4 separate regions of the Homo sapiens genome follow, and regions 1, 2 and 4 are each linked to region 3. A link is a loop called in an ENCODE intact Hi-C map of the cell type or tissue named here. Cell type or tissue: PC-9. All regions are shown on one strand. Region 1 overlaps CTIF (cap binding complex dependent translation initiation factor). Region 2 has its middle 50 kb from the start of CTIF. Region 3 overlaps CTIF (cap binding complex dependent translation initiation factor). Region 4 has its middle 63 kb from the start of CTIF.

Region 1 (5,000 bases), 56 kb after region 3:
AGGTGCTGTGAGAATCATGTGAAAGAATGAATGAGAAAAGTGCTCAACACCGCTAGGCATACATCAAGCACTCAATTATCAGTTGCAATTGTCACTCGACTTCACAACTGCTATACCTCACTCTGTCTTCTGCATTCTCTCCTACCTCTGCCTCTCCAAATCTCCCCTTTTCCCTCAAGGCCCACCTCTGGGCACACCTCCTCCCTGAAGCCCTCCTTGACTACTCTGGATATCAATGACGACTGCTATCTCTGAACCCCAGATCTCTGCAGATCTCACCACTCCCTAATGCCTCCCAACTCTGAACACCCTGAGTCCTCCTTGGGCCTCAGTCTGGCTCTCTCCTGTATTCCAATCCCTGGGTTGACCTGTTTTGCCAACCTGCAGGAACTCACAGAGATCCATTCTCTCTTCTGTGGACTCTGAAGGTAGATGGGTGAGCCCCACCACCAGCTGTCAAAAGCTTCTGGGTTTATTGGCCAAGAATGAAAATTAACTTGGAGCATGCTAGGAAGGGAAACCAATAGTGCCCTGCTCTGAACCCAGCAATGTGTCCACAAGCACCTGGGGTAAGGCTAGAAAGGGCATCCAAGTGTGGTGGCAGCAGCGCTCCAGGCCTTCCTTCTCAGGCAACGTTCTCTCTGGCATCTGTCTTGGGGTTTCCAGGGTCCCCAGTCAGCTTTCTCCCTCTTGGCAACAGCTCCCTGAACTACAGACCAGCTGGAGCAGAGAGAGTACCGAGCTGTTTCCAGAGCCTGGTGGGAGTGTCCACAGCCCAGAACAGGCTGTGCACAGGCTAGATCTCAGCAGGCTGTGGCCTTGCAGGCCTGTCCAGGTGGTCTTGTGCTATGGTTGCAAGGCAGAACTGGCTCACGTTCGAGAACAGCAACCCTTTCTCTCTACTCATCCTCAAGAACAGCTCAAGCCCACCTCTTAGATGCCACCCTGACCGGCCCAGGTCACAGAGACCCCTCAGAATGCTCATAGCAGCCACTCACTGGGCCCTTGGGCTTCTGCCTGCCCCCACCCCCCCACCACTTTCGATGACCGCCTTGTCCTGCAAGGAGCACAGTCACAAAGCAGAGATTGCTACCGCCTGTGCTGGGGCCACGTCTGGACCATGGTGTGTTCTGGTTAGCCAGTTAGATATTTTAAAAATATTTGAGCTAACGTTTATAAATCAAAATATTTCACATAAAAAGCCACAATTTCTGACTTTTCTTGAAAAAACTGGATGATCGAGCAACACTGGCCCACCTTCTTGCGCTGTAACCATCAGCTAGAGCTAAGAAGTGCTGTCCCCTTCAGACCAGGCAATCAACCCCAGTTCTCTGCAGACCCATACACTCTCTAATGCCTCCCCGCTGCTCACAGCCTCACTCTCACCTGGCTCCCTCACTCACACATGTTACCTGCCTGGCCCCTGTAAGGCATCCGAGTTCGAAAGTCCCCTGCGAAAGAGCAACTAACTGGAAGTGGTCTATGCCTACAAAAATGAGGGCTCCCCCTCAGAACTTGGAAATAAATCAGGACGAAGGATTGCCCTTGGGAGTTACACTGTGAAATAATACATGATAGTCCAGGTCCAAAACAGAAATATGCAAGGTCATTGCAAGCAGAAAGAAAAAAAGGCTCCAGACCAGCAGTACTCAACCATAACCTGGCTGAAGATAGCCACAGCTATTATAGAAGATGGTGTCACTCAGCAGAAACTCGGCTGTGCATACCCAAGCTCCTCCTAGGGACAGGGTGCTCCTGCTCAGTGTCTCAAGGGAGGAAAGGACAGCCCAGGGATGTCCCACTGCTCCTGTAATGCCCCCACCACCCTCCAGCTCAGCCTTAATGTGAGCTGAGTGGCTGCCTCCTTCCCCAGCTAAACTATGAGCTCCTGGAGGCTGAGGACCTGTCTGCTCCTTTCCTTGGACCCTGGGAGCCTGAGCTGACCTCACCATAGACATTCAGTTCCTCTTTTTGACAGTTTCATGATGGATTCCCAGAAAGTAGAAAATGGTCAGCAGCAGGTAACAAATGCTCTGCCCACCTTGGTATTAGCAGACGGCTGCTGATGGGCACAGATGGGTGGCACATTACAAGTGGACCCAGCAGACACAGCTTGGGTGTCAGAGGGCAGGCCCCTCTTCTGCCAGGGAGCCCTCATGTATCCCACACAATGCCTGAAGCATGCTGGACAGCAACCACAGGAATCTCAGACTTGATCCGGTGCCCAGCGCTCTTACAGCTCTCCCTGAATTCTCTACGAACCACAGGGAGGCAAAGAAATCGGCAGCAAAAGCCCAGGGCCCCTGATTCCTGGAGTGGCCTCCAGGCCCAGAGACAACACAGCACAGCTGCCTCTGCCTTTGCTTGGAGGACCCGAGGGAGGGAAACTCCTGCTCAAAGGCAGCTGCCCTTTGACCTTTCCTAAAGCAGGAAAGCAAATCATCAATATTGTATTCCCCACAGATTGTTGGTTTCCAAACTATTTTCCTCTAATATCATACTTGTTTTTCAAATGAAATTATAAACGACTCCCCCCAAATATATAAAAGATAATAAATACCTGTGTTTATTGAGAATTTAGTATGTGCCGGCCCCTGTGCTAAATGCTTGTCATATATTAATTTAATCCTCAAGATCATCCTATAATGTAGGCATTATTTTTGTCCCCCTTGTACAAATTAGGAAACTGAGGACACGAAGGGTTGCTCAAGGTCACCTGGCTAGGAAGAGGCTGGCTCAGAACTGAAACCTGGACAGAATGGCTCCAAGACATGGATACTCTGACCAAAGAGAGTGAGGGTCCCAGAGCTCCACTCCCTCAATGTGCCAGCCCTTGCCCAACATCCCCCATAAGCTGCTAGACCCTGTCGTCCCTCCTGGAGTGGGCATTGGAAACTGCTCCAGATCAAGCCTTTGGGTCCTGTCCAGGGTGCCAGAAGTTATGTACTCTCCAGGGAGTCCGAAGTCATTTAGGGAGGTCTGGAGGGTGGCACTGGGCCTCATGCCCCTGGAGTCTGCACAGCTCAGCATTGTCCTTCCTGCCAGTCAGCTCTTAATAACCCTGCGGCTGCAGTTAGGCAGAGCATGCATCACCACCCCCTGTTACCCTCCCATATGGGGACCCTGGAACAGTATGCCAGTGGCCCAGTGACAGGGCAGGATGATGACCCAGGCATCTGACTCCAATCCTGAGCATTTGCCCTGGACTAGCAATATCTCAGATTCCCACTCCTTGTGGCATGAACCAATGAGTCACTGAACGTTGCCCCCAGGTTGAGCTGAGATAGGGTAGGAGCTCTGAGGAAGGGGGAAAGGGACGGATGAGACAGGTGCAGTCCTTTTGAGCTGCAAAGGCTTCTTCTGGTTAGAGGGTATGAGAAAGCCAAGCTCTGCAGGCCACACATATTTGCAAGCCATATCCACTACCTTGTAGAACATAAAGCCCGATTACAGAGGCCTCCCACAACAGATTGCCAAGCCAGAGACAAGACCTCTTGGCCAAGGCCACATAGAAGGTTCAGGTATGGTTTCCTAGGGTTGGTTTCCCCAGTTACTTCTCTCTGGAACATGATCAAGTAATTGGGAAAACAGGCAGCCAGAAAAATCTAAGTTCCAGTTAATTCCATCAGGAACCCACTCTAGTGTGCGTGCTTGAGAACAGGGACCTTTTCGTTTTTCCCATCATTGTATTTCCAGGACCTGGTATGAAGTGGGCAATCAACAGAAGCCGGAAGGGAGGACTGTGGGCTCCCTCCGAGAGGCCCATGGTGGGCCTCTGTGACCTAAGAGCTCCTCCCACAGGCTAGTCTGGGACAGCTGCAGTGAGGAAGGACTCCCAGGTGCAGCCAGATGCCTTGCAGCAGAGAGCCCACAGGGGGCAGCTCCTGATGGCTGTTCTAATTAGTCCATCAGAGTCTTTGGTCTCTACTTCCCATTATTTCTGTGGTTAATTTCACCCACTAGAGCATGGTAGCAGCAGATAACCTCTTCACACACACAGCAGGAGAAGTCTGTAGCCAGATACAACCGCAGGGAGCAGGCTGAGTGGTTAACTGGCAGATAATTAACTGAGAAATCCCCCACAGCCATCTGCAAACTACACTGAGACATGGAGAAGGAGGGGATATAAGGCCAGAAAGGAGCCTCCCATAGCCTCAACTGTCACTGGATTTCACCCAGAATCCTAGAAGCTTAGAAGTAAAAAGACCTTACAAAGTATCGAGTCAAGTGTTGGAGAGGATGTGGAGCAACTGGAGTCCTCAAACACTGCTCATGGGAATGTCAGATGGTGCAGCTGCTGTGGAAAACCATATGGAATGGTTTGCAATTTCTTGAACCATTAAACATAAACCTTATGACCCAACAATTCCACTCCAGGTATATACCTGAGAAAAATGAAAACACATGTCTACATAAAAACTTGCACACAAATGTTTTTAGTACCATTATTAATAATAGCCAAAAGGTAAAATCTACACAAACATCCATCAACTGATGACTGGATAACAAAATATGAACTATGCATGCAATGGAATATTACTCAGCCATTAGAAGGAATAAAGTACTGATCCACGCTACCACATGGATGAACCTTGAAAATACAAAGCTAAATGAAAGAAGCCAGTCACAGAAGATCACATAAGATTTCATTAATATGAAATGTCCAGAATAGACACATCTAGAGAGACAAAAAGTAGAATGGTGTTTGCTTACAACTGAGGCAGGAAGGAGGCAGGGAGACAAGGGGGTGATAGCTAAAGGGTTTCTTTTAGAGGTGATGAAGGTGGTAAAGGTCACACATATCTATAATTAGACTGAAAACCATTTAATTGTATATTTTAAATGTGTAAATTATAAAATATATAAATCGAATCTGAATAAAGCTGTTAAAAAAGTAATGTACATGGATTGGCCCCATGATTATTGACTTGGGTTGGAATCTCTGGCTTAGTAGCTTGGAGGCCTCTCCAAAAAAACCATAGTTGTTAGAATCATCTAGG
Region 2 (5,000 bases), 170 kb after region 3:
TAAAATATAAACAGAATATCCAGGAGGGATATTTTGTTTCTGATGTAGCCCCAATGCCTAGAACAGTGCCTAGCACATAGTGGGTACTAAATAAATCTTTGTTGAATTGAGTGAGTGAATGAATGAATCATATGTGTGTATGTGTCAGGGTGGGGTGGGGAGGAATGGATGATAAGTGGAGAATCAAAATATCATGTGTTTTTAAAGCATCAAGACCCAGACAGGTTGAGTGTCCAAGGTCCTAGAACCTGTCAGTGGAAAGCTGAGACTAGCTCCCATGTTCCGCTGAAGTGGAGGTGAAGAGCCAGAGCTTATTGATGAAAAGCAGTTGAGAAATGTACTGCCATTTTCATTTTATTGATCGTTTTTGTCCCCTCTTGTAGATCAACACCAATCCCTAAACTGACTTGCCCACACACCAAAGATAGGCCTTGCTGTCCTGAATAGCTTTTTTTTTTTTTTTTTTTTTTTTTTGTGCACACTTAGGAAGAGATCATATCCTGGGTGTGCTACTATACAAATCAGGGTGATGTGTTCTGCCTTCCAGGAGGCTCTTGGAACAGTGACAGCACAAGCTTACTATTCCATTTTCATATTTGAACAACTTTGAATGAAGTGTCTTGACTGGAGCTGTTTTTAGAAACAATAATAAGAATGCTTTCCCCTCCTTTTTCCCACTTTGTTGTTAAACTAGCCTTCCTCTCTCCCCCTTTTCCCTCCTCCACATTCTCTGGAAAGTGTTAGTTTCAATCTCCACCCAAATGCATATGGGAGCTTCAGCAGGGAGTGCAGAGTGATGGTCTGAAAGTGTGGGGAACCAGAAGATTCCACTGACTCAGGCCTCAGCCAGACTGGGTATGCGCCTGAGAACTGTCAAAAGAGAACACACAGACCAAGTTACAGTGTTTCCCCCAGTCATGGTATGCTGGCACTTGTGGGTAATTTAGAAACCCAGATATGGGAATTTTTCATGTTGTCCTTGTAACATCTCATCTCTTCCATCCAAGGTTTAATCATCTATCTTTCAAGCTCTGGGTTTTATCAGAATTGTTGTATTGTTTCCATTCAATTCAATTCCTGTTTATTGAGCAAACTGTAAAGGAAAACTCTAATTTGGCCAAGGTATAAGTTAATTGGAACAGTTAAATAACAAAACAATCTGGTACATACCCCTCTTGTTCTCAGTAATAATTCCTAATGCTTACAATATTGCCCGACCCATGTTAGGGACTTGATAAATATTTGTTGAATGAATGAATGAATATGCTAAGTACCGAAAGGGGGCAGTGCCTCCATTAGGTTTCTTAACGTCTCCTTGGGTGACCCACAATATTTTCCCAATTGTCTCCTGCCCTCTAGCACTCTTCCAAACTAATCCATTCTCCACTTGACTGCCACTGTAATCTTTATAAACTGAAAATTTGCTTGTGTCATGCCCAGGTCTAAAGTACTTTAACTTTCCATCATGGCTCTCCAGTGCTCTCAGGACAAAGTTTATTTATTTTTATTTTTTGTTTTAATAAACAATATGTATTTCTTAGATTTTTAATTTCTAATTTTTATGGGTCCATAGCAGGTGTATCTATTTATTGGTACATAGGATAAAGTTTATTATGTCATTCATTTATTCACTGAACTGAAGGTCTCCTGAGGAAAGATCACCACTGAGCCTTGGGCAGAAATTCTCAGCCTGGGGGCTGTGAGGACACACAATCAGATACCTTCTTTTATTATTGAGTGCCCAATGTAGAGATAGACAGCCACTGATCTAGAAACATATGGAAAAAAGGCGTATAACATTATAAGGGTATATGCATATAAGGGTATATGCAGCATGCAGCAGACAAAGCCTGCTTGTGAGAGGTAATGCTGGAAGTGAGCATTTCTTTTCTGAGAAGGCCATTCCAGGACAGGCTCCACCCAAATCAGGGATAAACCAACAGAGAGAGAAGCCGTGCCATTTCACCACTTAGTGTCATATCATCCTTCCCTGGGCAATAAAATCCCCCAGGTTAGCCTCCTGCCCTCTCCTGGAATTTCCTTGTCACAATCTGGCTGATTTTGGCTTTGGCCAAGCCTCTTTTCTGGGGAAGTTGTCCAACGGAGCTTGCCTGGAGAAAAGTGTGTATTGCATTGTTGCATATCCAACCTAGGAGAGTCAAGAAAGCAAACCTCAGGCAACACACCCAGAACTCAGTGGGTCAGAATAGAGCAGGAGTGGAAGGCTCCAAGAAAGAGATGTCTGAGAAAGATATCTGATATTATTTGTGGTAATTAAGACATCTTAACAATGGAATTAAGATGAACAATGCAAGGGAAAAAAAAGATAACTAGCAATTTCAAAATTCTGTGCAAGAAAGGAGTACTTCCTGGTACAAAGCTGACCTTCAGGAGCCAGCTCTCTGCTTGGGGTGAAAAGTGTAAACATGCATAAATAGTTATTAGTTAAGTTTCTGTCTCTTTTTCCCCCTTGCTCAGGACCCTCTTCAGCCAGCAGGTCTTAGTTCTGTCCCCAGCACAGCTTGCTCATTCAGGTCCTTAGTGACCTCCCAGTCTTGACACCTCTTCCCCTAGGACATTTACAATCCCACTGACCCCTTAATGCCCATATTGTATTTCTCAAGATGTCTCCCTGAACCATTCCACCCCAAAGGGATATCATTCTCTTCTGAAATTCATTAGCACCTATACTCTTAAGGAAGTTATCACTAACTAGTCAAGATTTTAAATAGTCTTTTAATGGGTATATATCTTCTGCAACCTTCCAAAGGGAAAGGGTACCCCTCTTCTTAGGCACACCAGGGACCTAACAGAGTATGCTCAGTCAACATTTATCCACTGGTTGATGATTAATGCCTGAGCCATGTGGCAGGGCTCCAAACATCACAGGCATTCCAGGAAGGAATGCAGAAGCTGCTAGCTATGTTATCTCACCAAGTGAGCTCAAGATAATGTAGAAAGCTGGATGGAGGCCAGCCCTGGTCCAAATCTCTGTGAGTGCCCTTTTTGTCTCTTAAGAAGGCTATTATACAGACCCTGACCTGGGTGACAAAATTCCTGAGGCTAGAGGCCTCCCCTCCCCCTAGAATTTCCAAGTCATAGTCTTGTTGATTTCTGCTCTGGCCAAGACCCTCTCCTGTGGATGACGTTTGTGTGAGGATGGCTGACAATGAATGTAGACCGTGCTGTTGTATATATATCAGATTAGGCAGCAGCCGGCACAGGTGGTCCTGACCTGGCAGTGGACTCTGAGTTGCTGCTGAAGTCCCCAGCTCCTTCCTGACTGTCGACTTTTTATGTCTTCATTGAGTACCTCTTAACCTTCTCAGTATGTAGTTCTTTGTCATAGATCTAAGTCTTTGATTTCACAGGACACGGGCAATACAAACTGGCTGGCTTCTCGGTGACCACATGCCCCCAGTACCCCTGCGTTCTTGCCTTGGTCCTATCTGGGGAAATGTTTTCCCTGACCCAGGGGAGCAACCTGGTTAGAGTAGAATAGAGTCAAGCAGGGTAGGCCAACCTGGGTAAGCTGAATTGTTGTGGAGGAGGTGGTGGGTGATGGTGATGTAAGAGGCCTTAGCTAACATTTAGTTCAACCCTCTTGTCTTACAGATGAGGAAACTAGTGCTCAGTTTTAATTAATTTCAGTCACAATATAAATTCATTTAATCTCAAGAGTTAGAAAGACACTTAAAATTCTTGGGAGGAAGTCATGTCATTCAATAATTCATCCAATGCTCGGCTGAGCATGATGGCTCATGCTTATAATCCCAGCATTTTGGGAGGCCGAGGCAGGCAGATTACCTGAGATTAGGAGTTCGAGACCAGCCTGGTCAACATGGTGAAACCCCTTCTCTATTAAAAATACAAACATTGGCCAGTCATGATGGTAGGTGCTTGTAATCCCAGCTACTTGGGAGGCTGAGGTAGGAAAATCGCTTGAACCTGGGAGGCAGAAGTTGCAGTGAGCCAAGATGGCGCCATTGCACTCCAGATTTGGGCAACAAGAGCGAGACTCCATCTCAAAAAAAAAAAATAATAATAATAATAATAATAATTCATCCAATGCTTGAGTCCTTTTCACAGTGTCCTGGCCACGTAGTTTTCTCAATCGTGCTTGAAAACCTCCAGTGGCAGATATCTTACTACCTGCTCATCACATATTCAGACAACTTTGGTTATTTAAAAAGTGAGTTAAAGAGCTGGAACTGGACACCAAAACTCCTGCATCTTTTTCCAGTATTCTCTCCCTTCTACCAGGCTGATGCTCAGTTCTTTTGAGGAACCCCAAGGGATAGAGGCATGAAAGATAGCTGCCTACTTCTCAGGGGAGAGAGGCCAGAAAAACTCAGAGGGGAAGACTTTAGGGTGACAGGGAAGAATCCCCTCTGTGTTCTCTGATTTAGCTGGGGCACAGTTTTCCTAAAAGAAGAGAGAGACAAGGAGAGACAACAAGGAGAGTGGAAACCCCGTTTAAATCATTCCCTTACTAATGATGTCTTAGAATGTAAGAAAAGACACCGTTTTAGTACTCTTTTAGGAGACTGTTTGGTGTGGTACTTATAAACTAGAGAGAAACTCCAAAGTCAGAGCTCCTTGGGTAGGAATGTTGCAACCTTATCTCCTGCAATGGTGGAAAAAAATTAATGGTCAAATGGATATTTACAGAATGTCTCACGGGTCCCAGATCTGTGCTAGGTTACATAAACACCCTCCCACTTACTCCTCATAATAACCTTGTGATGTGGGGGACAATAAGGCTGTAAATCTAAGTATTTGCTTAAAGTTTTACAATAAGTGATTGAGGAAGGAATAAATCCAGACTTCAAGACTCAGAGAAGAGCAAAAGCTTTTCCTGCTCTGAGCTTCCTTTTTGTGGATCCTGGCACAGTAGAAAACAGACTTGTACTCTCATGACCATTATTATGGGGTTCCTGGAGTCATTGTAGGGGTGTGGAGAGCTGCTAGAGATTAAAAAAATGGAGACAGTCAGCCTC
Region 3 (5,000 bases):
CATGCCTGTAATCCCAGCACTTTGGGAGGCCGAGGCGGGTGGATCATGAGGTCAGGAGATCGAGACCATCCTGGCTAACAAGGTGAAACCCCGTCTCTACTAAAAATACAAAAAATTAGCCGGGCGCGGTGGCGGGCGCCTGTAGTCCCAGCTACTCGGGAGGCTGAGGCAGGAGAATGGCGTGAACCCGGGAAGCGGAGCTTGCAGTGAGCCGAGATTGCGCCACTGCAGTCCGCAGTCCGGCCTGGGCGACAGAGCGAGACTCCGTCTCAAAAAAAAAAAAAAAAGAAAGAAACACACAGCCTCAGTCCACACCTACGGAATCACAGACTCTGGGGTGGGCCTGTCCTCTGTGCCACCGCCCAGGTGATTCTGCTGCGCTGGCGTGGATTACTGACAAGCAGGGCCACTGTGGGTCATCAGGAGCAGGTGGGGATGGCATGGCTAGAGGGGGCTGGGCAGAGGGAAATGGAGGGATTCCAGGAGAAGCCAGTGAGCCTGCAGCTCTGGGACGCATAAGAAGAGCATCCCGGGGCATCAGCCACCTGAGTCCCCTGTGCAGCAGAGCAGCCTCCCTGTGGAGGCAAAGGCCACTCCCGTCCCCTGCCCCACCCCACCCTGGGTAAGAGCCCCAGCACCCCTTACCCTTCGCGGTCGATGTGTGGCAGGGGCTGCTTGGGCGTGTGTCGGACTTTGCGGTGGAACTGGGTGAAGTCCAGCTTTTCCGGCTGCAGGTCCCAGGTGGCACCACTAGAGGGCGAGGGAGGGTGAGAAACGGAGGCAAGAGGGCAACAGCCCAGTTACTGACGGAACCAGGGGGCCAGGCTGAACCTGGCAGAGCAGATCCGCAGAAAGGAGCCGCCAGGGGCCAGGCGGGGAGCCCCACTCAGAATGGAGCCCCAGGTGCCACCCCTCACCTTCCTCACCCTGCCGTGGGAAAGTGCATGCTTATGAAACAAGTGTGGGCCTGATGCCCATTGCACAGCGGCCTCTGCAACACCTGAGTTTGTTTTCGTGCCCACATTTGAGGAAGGCCAGGGAGAGCAAGGGGCCAAATGCCAGTCTCCAGCCTCTGACAAGCAGCTCAAAGTGACGACCCGGCCACCCTGAGGTAGATGAGGCAGGCTAGTGGGAAGCGGGGCCCAGCCTCTGCAGCCCCATCCCGGGGGCCCTCCCCATGCCTCCACTGTCTCCCGTTGACACTCACCGCCTCCTCTCTCCGGCCTTCTTTCCACCCCATCCTTCCTACATCCCCTACTCTGCTTCTCTCTGCCTCTTGCTCATGAACCATCAGCGTTCATTCCGTCCCCAAGGAAGCCAGTTTCCCCGGCTGGACCTCACACCACAGGGAAGGAGGGAGGAGGAGGTTACCTGAAGGAATCGAAGGTGTTGGCCGCCCAGATGTCCGTGCCCAGCATGTCCAGAGAGTTGTCTTTGCTGCCATTCTGGAAGAGATGGGGGTGAAAGGGCTGACATTAATTGCTCGGCCAGGATGCTGAGAACACGGGGCCAGGGCCTGAGGGGCTGGGGGGCTGGAGTGAGCCCCCAAGTGAGTATGGTGGCTGGTGCACCCAGTCAGAGTCAGGGGACTGCCTGGGGGTCTCCTGGCCTCCCCCCAGGCATAGGCCCTCGTTTCACTGAGGTTTTATAGATGTATACAGAAGGGTCCAGGCCCCTGCTGCCCCAGGCCCATGGCTCTCTCCTCAAAGCCTCCACACCCAGCAAGGGCTCTGTACCACCCAGAGCCACCATCACCACTGCCAGCCTGATGGCTGAGGCTTCTCCCCAGGGAGGGGCTCTGCAGAGCCAGGCCCACTGGGGAGCCCATGGAGGCTGCCTTCCTTCACAGTTCAGTCCTACTCCCCAGAAGCCCCCACCGACCAAGGCTACACCAGCAACTGGATTTCTCTGAGTCGAGCCGATCCTCCAGTGTTCCCTATGTGACCCACCCCAGAGACAGAAACCTCTTTACTCAATGCAGCTTCTATGATTTGGTTTCTCTGCTCTCTGGCTGGTGAGCTCCCTGGCAAATTCTCCAACCCCTGACCGCACCTGATGCCCTCCAGCCCTTCTTACCCCTGCAATCTGGTTTCCATCGTCACACTCTTTAAAACAATACTTCCACATCCACCTGAGCTGAACGTGTGCACGCCGTATGACCCAGAAATTCACTCCCAGGTATAAACACACAGAAATGTGCCCGATGCTCACCAAAAGACATGTACAGAAAGCGTATACAGCAGCATCCGCCATTACAGCTCCAAACTGGAGACCACCCACATGCCTGTCATCAGCTGATTCGATAAATAAACCGTGGTATGTTCACATATTGGAGTATCACACCGCAGTGAGCACAAACAAAGTAAAATAACATGCAGCAATATGAATAAATATCACAAGCATACAGGGAACAAAAGAACCCAGATGCAAAAGAGAACCAATTATGTTCAGGAACAGGCAAACTAACGAATGTATAGTGAAAGAACTCAGATAGTAACTGGAAGAGGAAACCAATCTCTCTTCCAGAGAGAGACAGAGAGAGCGAGCAGCTTTGATTAACTAGAAGGAGAGGGCACAAAAACCGGGAAGGCTGGACAGTCCAGCCTCCAAGCAGAAGGGGCCAGGCACTCCAGCCGCCACAGACAGGAGGCAGGAGGTAATGAGAGCCTGGAGGAGAGGTGGAGGGCTTATGGAGTCGAAGGGACAAGAGGACTGTCTGGGGAGAACCACCTGGGCTGTCTGACTCTGGGCAAGTCCCTCAGCCTTCCTGGGTCTCATTGATAACATGAACACTGGTCCCTCTCTCTGGGCACCAACAGCCTGCAGGTCTAAGTAACTTGAAACTTCCTCATTCCAGGCTGCCCTGAGAGCTTGCACAATCCTTTCTAGCAGATCAGCCACATTTATTCAGGGCCGCCATGGCCCTGGGTGCTTCTCCCCATGCCTTTCCTGTCCCATCCCCGTAATCCCCTTTGCTCCTGACCATGGCCTGTCAACTGGGCCTTGCTCCCCTCTTGCCCTCTCCGAATGTGCCCCATCTGTCAAAGATTGGCTCAGCCAGGAAGCACCTCTGGCCTCCCAAACTGCAGTCACCTCGCTCTGCCCTGAACTTGCTATCTGTGTGGGTGACTTACAGTAGCAGAGCCGGCCTCTTGCAGTTCTCACTTCTATTTCCTGTAGTGACCTCTCTCCCACAGGAGATAGCGGGCCCTTGATGGCAGGGACCCCCTGGGTCCCCCAGAGCTGGAAGCTCAGTGCTCCTGACATATACTGCAAGAGATTTTCACCATCTTCTTTAAACATGCGTTTTCTTTTTGCGTCAATAAACTGTGTGACCTCGGCAAAGTCACTTCACCAGTCTGGACTTCAGATTCTTCATATTTAAATAAAGAGATCCCAGAATGAAATACCATGCCCTGTAGATGGGCTCCTTCTGACTGGCATGCGTGCTGCTACCATCCCCTCTCCTGCCAGCGGCAGATATCACTAATCAATTACAGCATGGTTGCCAGTCCTCCAAGCAGGTGGCCCCTAATGTTCTAGGATCGTCCTCTCTCCCTTTTCTTCGAGTTGCCTCACATCCTCCCCATTCCAACTCCTGGGGCCCTGCTTGCTCCAAGTGCAACTCTGAAACTCCAGGTCAGCTAGAGAGACTCACCTTCTATCACACAACCCCCAAGGGGACAGCCCCTGCCTCCCGAGATGTTGACCGGCTTGTTCACACCCCCCTCCTGGGCCTCGAATGTAATTATCATTGGGGATAGCAGCCAAAAATAACATAGAAAGCAAAGATAAAAAAAAATCATACATGCAAACAAAACTCTTGCTTCCAAAGCATCTATTGCAGACCTCACTCAGCATGCAGTTCATTTTCCTCCTTCAGCCCAGTGACCTGAAGCCTCTCCTCCACACGTGTCTTCCCTAATCCCTGATCTGTTAAATACCCAATGTTCTCTGGCGCCTATAAATTCAGCTTCAGTGGATCACCTCTTGGTCACTGCTCTCTTACATGAATGTTAGACCTTCCCCAAGTAGACTGTAATCTTTTCCACTGGACTGCCTCTTTCTCTTTGTGCCCCCACAGTGGCCAAGCCAGGCACACAGGAGGGCCAGCTTGGATTCCTGCCAACTGATTGAGGAGATGCCACTTTGTAACAGGAGGAAGCACGACCCTACTGCCTCTGTGGCTGAAAGACTGAATCAAGATTAGGATGTCAAGAATGATTTACCGTCCTAGGATCCGAGGCCCGTAAGGCCCTTAGAGAGTAAGAAACATGGATGGAGAGATAGAAAGAGAGAGCAACTATGTAGAGAAGGTCATGGCCAAACCTAGAAGTGCAAAGCATCTTCCAGGAAGATGGTGATTCACCTTGAAGGCAGTTGAAGGGCAGTGCAGATGGGCACATAAATCTCCCTCCTGGCCTGCAGGTTGGCATCTTGGCTACTACTCCTCAACTGGCAGGGAGCGAGGACAGGTCACAGTAACAGTCACTGGCAGCAGCTGTGAGGGGGCCAATGCCCCTGTGCAGAGAGCTGGTGGAACCTCTCTGCCTGGAGGAGGGGGCACTACCCTTGGGCTAAGGGAGGTGACTGGGCAGGGCAAACTTGGGCATTTCCAAAGCAGTATCCCTGGCGGGGGACCCACCAATCTCTGGACTTCCAGATTCTTGGGGTCAGGGAAATGTGCTCCCAGCTGATGGGAGGGAAAGAGCCAGGGCAGAAGCTGTGCCTGCATGTATGTGTTTATTCTTTACAGAGGAAGCCCACCCTTCCGTGCATCTGCAGAACAGCCCTGTGATCAGCTGCTGCCATCTCCATGTTGGGGGTGAAAAACAGAAGCCTGGGGAGAGGGACCATGGCCCAGCTGGGGAGCAGGTGGTGGAGTCACGGTGGCAACCAGTGCTCCTCCAAGAGCCATGGCAGTCACGCAACCAACACACGTCACAGGTGACAGACTCTCACATTTTCCTCATTGAATCCCCACAGCTCCTTACAACAAC
Region 4 (5,000 bases), 190 kb after region 3:
AGTGAGGTGACTTTGCCTGCGTCTTTTGCCTTTTCGGGTTTTGGGCCTGTGTTTTTACATTTATTTCTTGGCGTTATCTCTCTTGGAAGTCTTCTCCAATCTGGTATCCATTCTTCTTTATATACCTTCATGTATCTTTTACTATACCTTTCAATATCTTGTCTTTCTTCAGGTGTTTCAATAAAATAAGGCATTCTTTTCATTGTTTCTCTCAACTCCTGTTTCAAAGCCAGCATGTATTCTTCATCTTCTGTTTTCAGTGGCACTGATTTATAATCTGCATCAGGAAATAGTGGGGGTGGTTTCAACACTACATAAGGTAACTTTTCACCTTTGCTAAATCCAACAGCCTCAGTATTAAAGGTATGAGCAGCACATCCTCCTCTTCCTTTATTCCCAGCCATCAGATCTAGTTATACTAGACGAGTGGGCAAATTCTGAAAGGCATCTGCCTGGCTGCACCCATGCCCAGCATGTTGGCGCTCAAGTGGTACACCCACAAGTCTCCAGGTGGTAGTATCTTTTGAATTCAAGAACACTTCTATGAGTCGGGCAACCATGCCAACATTTGGCTGGTGCATGGCTCCAAGCAGGACGTGGTGATTGATACAGGCCTGGGGCTGCACAGCCTCCCTGAGTACCTGTACTCCTCTGGCCTCTTGTAGGACCTCAGGGCCAAAGAGTTATTTCTGGGTTCTTAATTTATTCTTTTCCATTGGTCTATGTGTCTGTATTTAAGCCAGCACCATGCTGTTTTGGTTACCATAGCTTTGTAGTATATTTTGAAGTCAGGTAGTGTGATATCCCCAGCTTTGTTCTTTTGGCTCAGGATTGCTTTGACTATTCAGGGTCTTCTGTGGTTCTATATAAATTTTAGGGTTGTTCTTTCTGTTTCTGGGAAGAATGTTATTGGTATTTTGATAGGGATTGCATTGAATCTGTATATCACTTTTGGCAGTATGGACATTTTAACAATATTAATTCTTCTAATCTATGAACATGTAATATCTTTTCATTTTTTGTATGCTCTTCAATTTTCTTTCATCAGTATCTTATAGTTTTCATTATGGAGATTTTTCACCTCTGGTTAAATTTACTTCTGGGTATTTTTTTTCCTAGCTATTGTAAATGGGATTGCTTTCTTGGTTTCTTTTTCAGATTGTTCATTATGGGCAAATAGAAATGCTGCTGCTTTTTGTATGTTGAGTTTGTATCCTGCAACTTTATTGAATTTGTTTATTAGTTCTAACAGTTTTTTGGTGGAGTTTTTAGGTTTTTCTAAATCATATTGCCTGTAAACGGGGACAGTTTGAATTCCTCCTTTCCAATTTGGATGCCTTTTATTTCCTTCTCTTGCTTAATTGGTCTGGCTAGGACTTGAAGTACTATGTTGAATAACAGTGGTGAAAGTGAGCATCCTTATCTTGTTCCAGATCTTAGAGGAAAGGCTTTCAACATTTCCCCATTCGGTATAAAATTAGTACTAATATGTTAGCTGTGGGTTTGTCATATATGACCTTTATTGTTTTGAGGTATGTTCATTTTATACCTAGTTTGTTGAGAGTTTTTATCATGAATTAATGTTGTATTTTATCAAGCATTTTTCTCCATCTATTAGAATGATCGTATGGTTTTGTCCTTCATTCTGATGATGTATCACATTTAGTGATCTTCATATGTTGAAATATCCTTGCAACTTGATCATGGTATGTAATCTTTTTGATATGCTGTTAGATTCAGTTTGCTAGTATTTTGCTGAGAAATTTTGCAACTATGTTCATCAGGAATTTTGGCCTATAGTTTTCTTTTTTAGTTGTGTCCTGGTCTGCTTTTGGCATCAGGGTAATGCTGGTCTTGTAGAATGAGTTTGGAAGAATTCCTTTGCCTTCAATTTTCTGGAATAGTTGCAGAAAAAAATAGTATTAGTTCTTTAAAATTCGTAGAATTCAGCAGTGAAGCCAACCAGTCTAAAGGGAGCAATTTTGAGGCCTTCCACAGATACCCTCAGATCCCACCTATGGCAACCTCTGCTGGCTTTAACCAAAACCTACCCCCTCTAAGTCAATTCTCCCTCATCCTCCTGAATTGGAGTGGGGAGTTGCTTCTCTCTATACATCCGTAGAGGGGTTTTACATGCAAAGATGATATTTTGTCGCCCCTCCCTTACTTTCAAAGCAATTCCTGGTAGAATTCAGAACATCTCAGCCCTGTCTACAGAGAAGTGGGTCTGCACAGTCCTTTGTGGAGTCTGCAGAGCCGTGTGTGTGACCCACATGGGGTCAAGGACACAGGATCCTACCTATGATCTGGTCTTCATTCCTTCTCAGGGAATGGGGCCAACTCATATTTTGACCTGAGTCAAATAGACCTAAGTTTGAATTCTGCTTCAGCCACTGTCTAGCTGTATAACATTGTGCCTCTTACTTTTTCTGAGCCTGGTTTCCACATATGTAAAATAGGGATGACAACATGTATTTTGCAGGGTAGTTATGAGACCTGAATGATCCAAATGACCATGCTGTGTACTAGCTGTGTGACCTTAAGCAAGTTACTTAACCCTTCGTACCTCTGTACTTATGGGTTGTTATGAGGTATGAGTGCATTAATATTTGCAAAAAGCACATGAGAGTGCCTTGTGCATACAAAACATTACTTAGTGTTAACTATTGTTAATATTAAAGTATGTAAACTGGCTGATGTGCAAAAGGCCTTCAGTAAATGTAAGCTATTTTATCTTCTCCTTCTCAAGCCCACAGGTTCTGACTGTAGAAGTCTGGTTTCTCTGAGGCCACCACAGAGTTCCAGGCAGCCCGTTTATCTGGATTTGAATAGTTTTAAGTAAGTGGCCTTGGTTTGCCTTCTGGCACACAAAAAATAAAGTAACAGAGACACCTAGTGGGAGCTGATAGCAAGTGCTCCAGCAAGTCTGAGTGCCTGTGTCTGGGATCAGGTGGAGACCCGGAGGATGGAACCACTGTGGCCCATGAGTGCACAATGAGGCCAACAGGCTCTCTCGAGCCATGCCAGGGCAGCCTTCACCAATGGGAAGCCCTGCTCATCCACCCTGCAGCTGGTCCTTGTCACCAAGGCTCTGTTCTGAACAACCTCTGGGGACAAAGAGTCTGTTGCTGTATCAGCTCACACGGGTGGACCTAGCCTCAGGTCGTGGTGGGGGATGTAGGAAAGCAGACAGTTTTCTGCTTTGAGGAGTTGGCAGAAAACGATTGGACTTGGCACTTTTTTTGCTGTGTGACCTCGGATGAATCATTTAGCATCTCTGAGCTCCAGTTTCCTTGTGTGCAAAAACAGAGTTAGTAATAGTGAGGATGGTTTAAAATGATGGATGTAGAAAGCGAAGTGCTGAGTCTATGCCCATACCCCCTTGAATGCACCCGAACTTGTCTGATCTCAGAAGCTAAACAGGGTCAGGCCTGGTTAGTACTTGGATGTGACAAAGTTAAGCACTGTGTTGTTGACACACAGGAAGCACCCAATAAATGGTAGCTATTGTTGTTATTGTTATGATTTTATGGTGGATAACCGCACATGAAATAAATAGGGAATAAATCCACACAATATTGAACCAAGTGAAAGCCATCGTAGTTTATAGCAGGTGAGAGACAGGGCTATTCCAGATCTGCAGTAGTTAGGTGAGGCCTCATGGAGAAGACAAGATTTCTGATGAGCCTCTGACTGCAACAACAAACAAATTATACTCCTACTGGCTGAAACAATTATGGGGTGTGTTGGCTCATATAACTTGGTAAGATTTGATCCAGTGCCTTGATGATGTTACGAGGAGCCAATCTTTTCTTTTAAAAATATTCTTGTGACATAAAAAAGATTTAGAAAACGACATAGCATTCACCTTAGGAAATAAAATAGCAAATATAGTTGAGGCTTCCTGGCCCTCCTTCAGTTGCATTTCCCCTTCCCCTACCCTGCAAAAAGAACCACTCTCCTAAATTTGGTGTTTATACTTCCCATGGATGTATTTATGTTATTATTACATATGTGTGTGTTCCTAAACAACATATGGTAAAATTGTATGTTTTAAACCTTTTTATAAATATGTCATAGAGTATGTGTCTGTATTTGTCTGTTTGGGCTGCATAACAAAATACCATAGATTTGGTGGCTTAAACCACAGAAATGTATTTTCTCAAAGTTCTAGAGGCCAGGAAGTCCAAGCTCAAGGTGCCAGCCAGGGAGGTTTCATTCTGCAGACTGTTCTCTAGTCTTGCAGGTAGCTACTGTTTCTCTGGGTGCTCACGTGACCTCTTCCTTGTGCTTGTACAGGGAGAGAAAGAGAGATAGCAAGCTCTTTGATGTCTCCTCATGAGAGCCCCATCCTCAGGACCCCAACTAATGCTAATGATCTCCTAAAGACCCCATCTCCAAATACGATCACATTTGGGGTAGAGTTTCAATATGTTAATTTTGAGGGGATACAGATATTCTGCTCATTTCATTCCACTTCTGCCTCCCACAAAGTTCATGCCCTTCTTACATGCAGATGCATTCATTCCATTCCAACAGTCCCAAAAGTCTTAATTCATTCCAGCATCAACTCTAGTTCTAAAGACCAAAATCTCAACTAAATATCATCAAAATCAGGTATGGATGAAAATCGAGCTACAATTCATTGTGAGCAAAACTACTCACCAGCTATGAACCTGTGAAACCCGACTATTATGTGTTTCCAAAATATAACGGTGGAAAGGGCATAGGATGAACATTCCCATTCCAGAAGGGAGAAATCAGAAGAAAGGGGTGACAGGTCCCAAGCAAGTTCAATACCTAGCAAGGCAAATTCCATTAGATCTTAGGGGTTGAGAATAATCCTCTTTGGTTCAGTGCTCTGTCCACCCCCCATCCCAGCCCACTGGAGTGGCAGCATCACCTCACCACTCTCTGTGGCAACCTCACCTGCACAGCTCTCTGTGGTGGCCATCTGGTCTACTGAAACTGAGAAGAAACCAACCTTACCCCTTGGTTCT

What was found. Peaks named below come from ENCODE experiments on the same cell type or tissue, not always from the same donor. Only the 100,000 strongest peaks of a DNase experiment are listed, where the experiment ranks them.
Region 1: it touches region 3 in a loop (10-fold over the local background); 20 of 110 quality-filtered maps call a loop at or near these places.
Region 2: a loop joins it to region 3, with 6 times the contacts of the local background. A loop is called at or near these places in 104 of 110 quality-filtered maps.
Region 4: a loop joins it to region 3, with 7 times the contacts of the local background. A loop is called at or near these places in 104 of 110 quality-filtered maps.

Annotation. Positions count from the first base shown.
Region 1 is chr18:48,604,517-48,609,516 of GRCh38, reverse strand. The region is part of intron 1 of CTIF (cap binding complex dependent translation initiation factor); the gene reads right to left. Among named protein-coding and RNA genes, the nearest start is that of MIR4743, 64 kb to the left of the region's middle. In PC-9, a CTCF peak has its summit at 3,865; no DNase peak of the experiment used is centred here.
Region 2 is chr18:48,486,631-48,491,630 of GRCh38, reverse strand. No RefSeq gene overlaps it. Among named protein-coding and RNA genes, the nearest start is that of CTIF, 50 kb to the left of the region's middle. In PC-9, no CTCF peak of the experiment used is centred here; DNase peaks (open chromatin) are centred at 2,900 and 4,680; H3K27ac peaks cover 273 bases.
Region 3 is chr18:48,660,197-48,665,196 of GRCh38, reverse strand. CTIF (cap binding complex dependent translation initiation factor) reads right to left here. Exons shown (of 12, transcript NM_014772.3): 4 at 1,372-1,445; 5 at 646-750. Among named protein-coding and RNA genes, the nearest start is that of MIR4743, 7.9 kb to the left of the region's middle. In PC-9, CTCF peaks have their summits at 538 and 742 (motif pointing right); a DNase peak (open chromatin) is centred at 2,836; H3K4me3 peaks cover 1,260 bases; H3K27ac peaks cover 1,684 bases.
Region 4 is chr18:48,473,965-48,478,964 of GRCh38, reverse strand. It overlaps the pseudogene RNA5SP456 and the pseudogene POLR3GP2. Among named protein-coding and RNA genes, the nearest start is that of CTIF, 63 kb to the left of the region's middle. In PC-9, a CTCF peak has its summit at 2,894 (motif pointing left); a DNase peak (open chromatin) is centred at 2,884.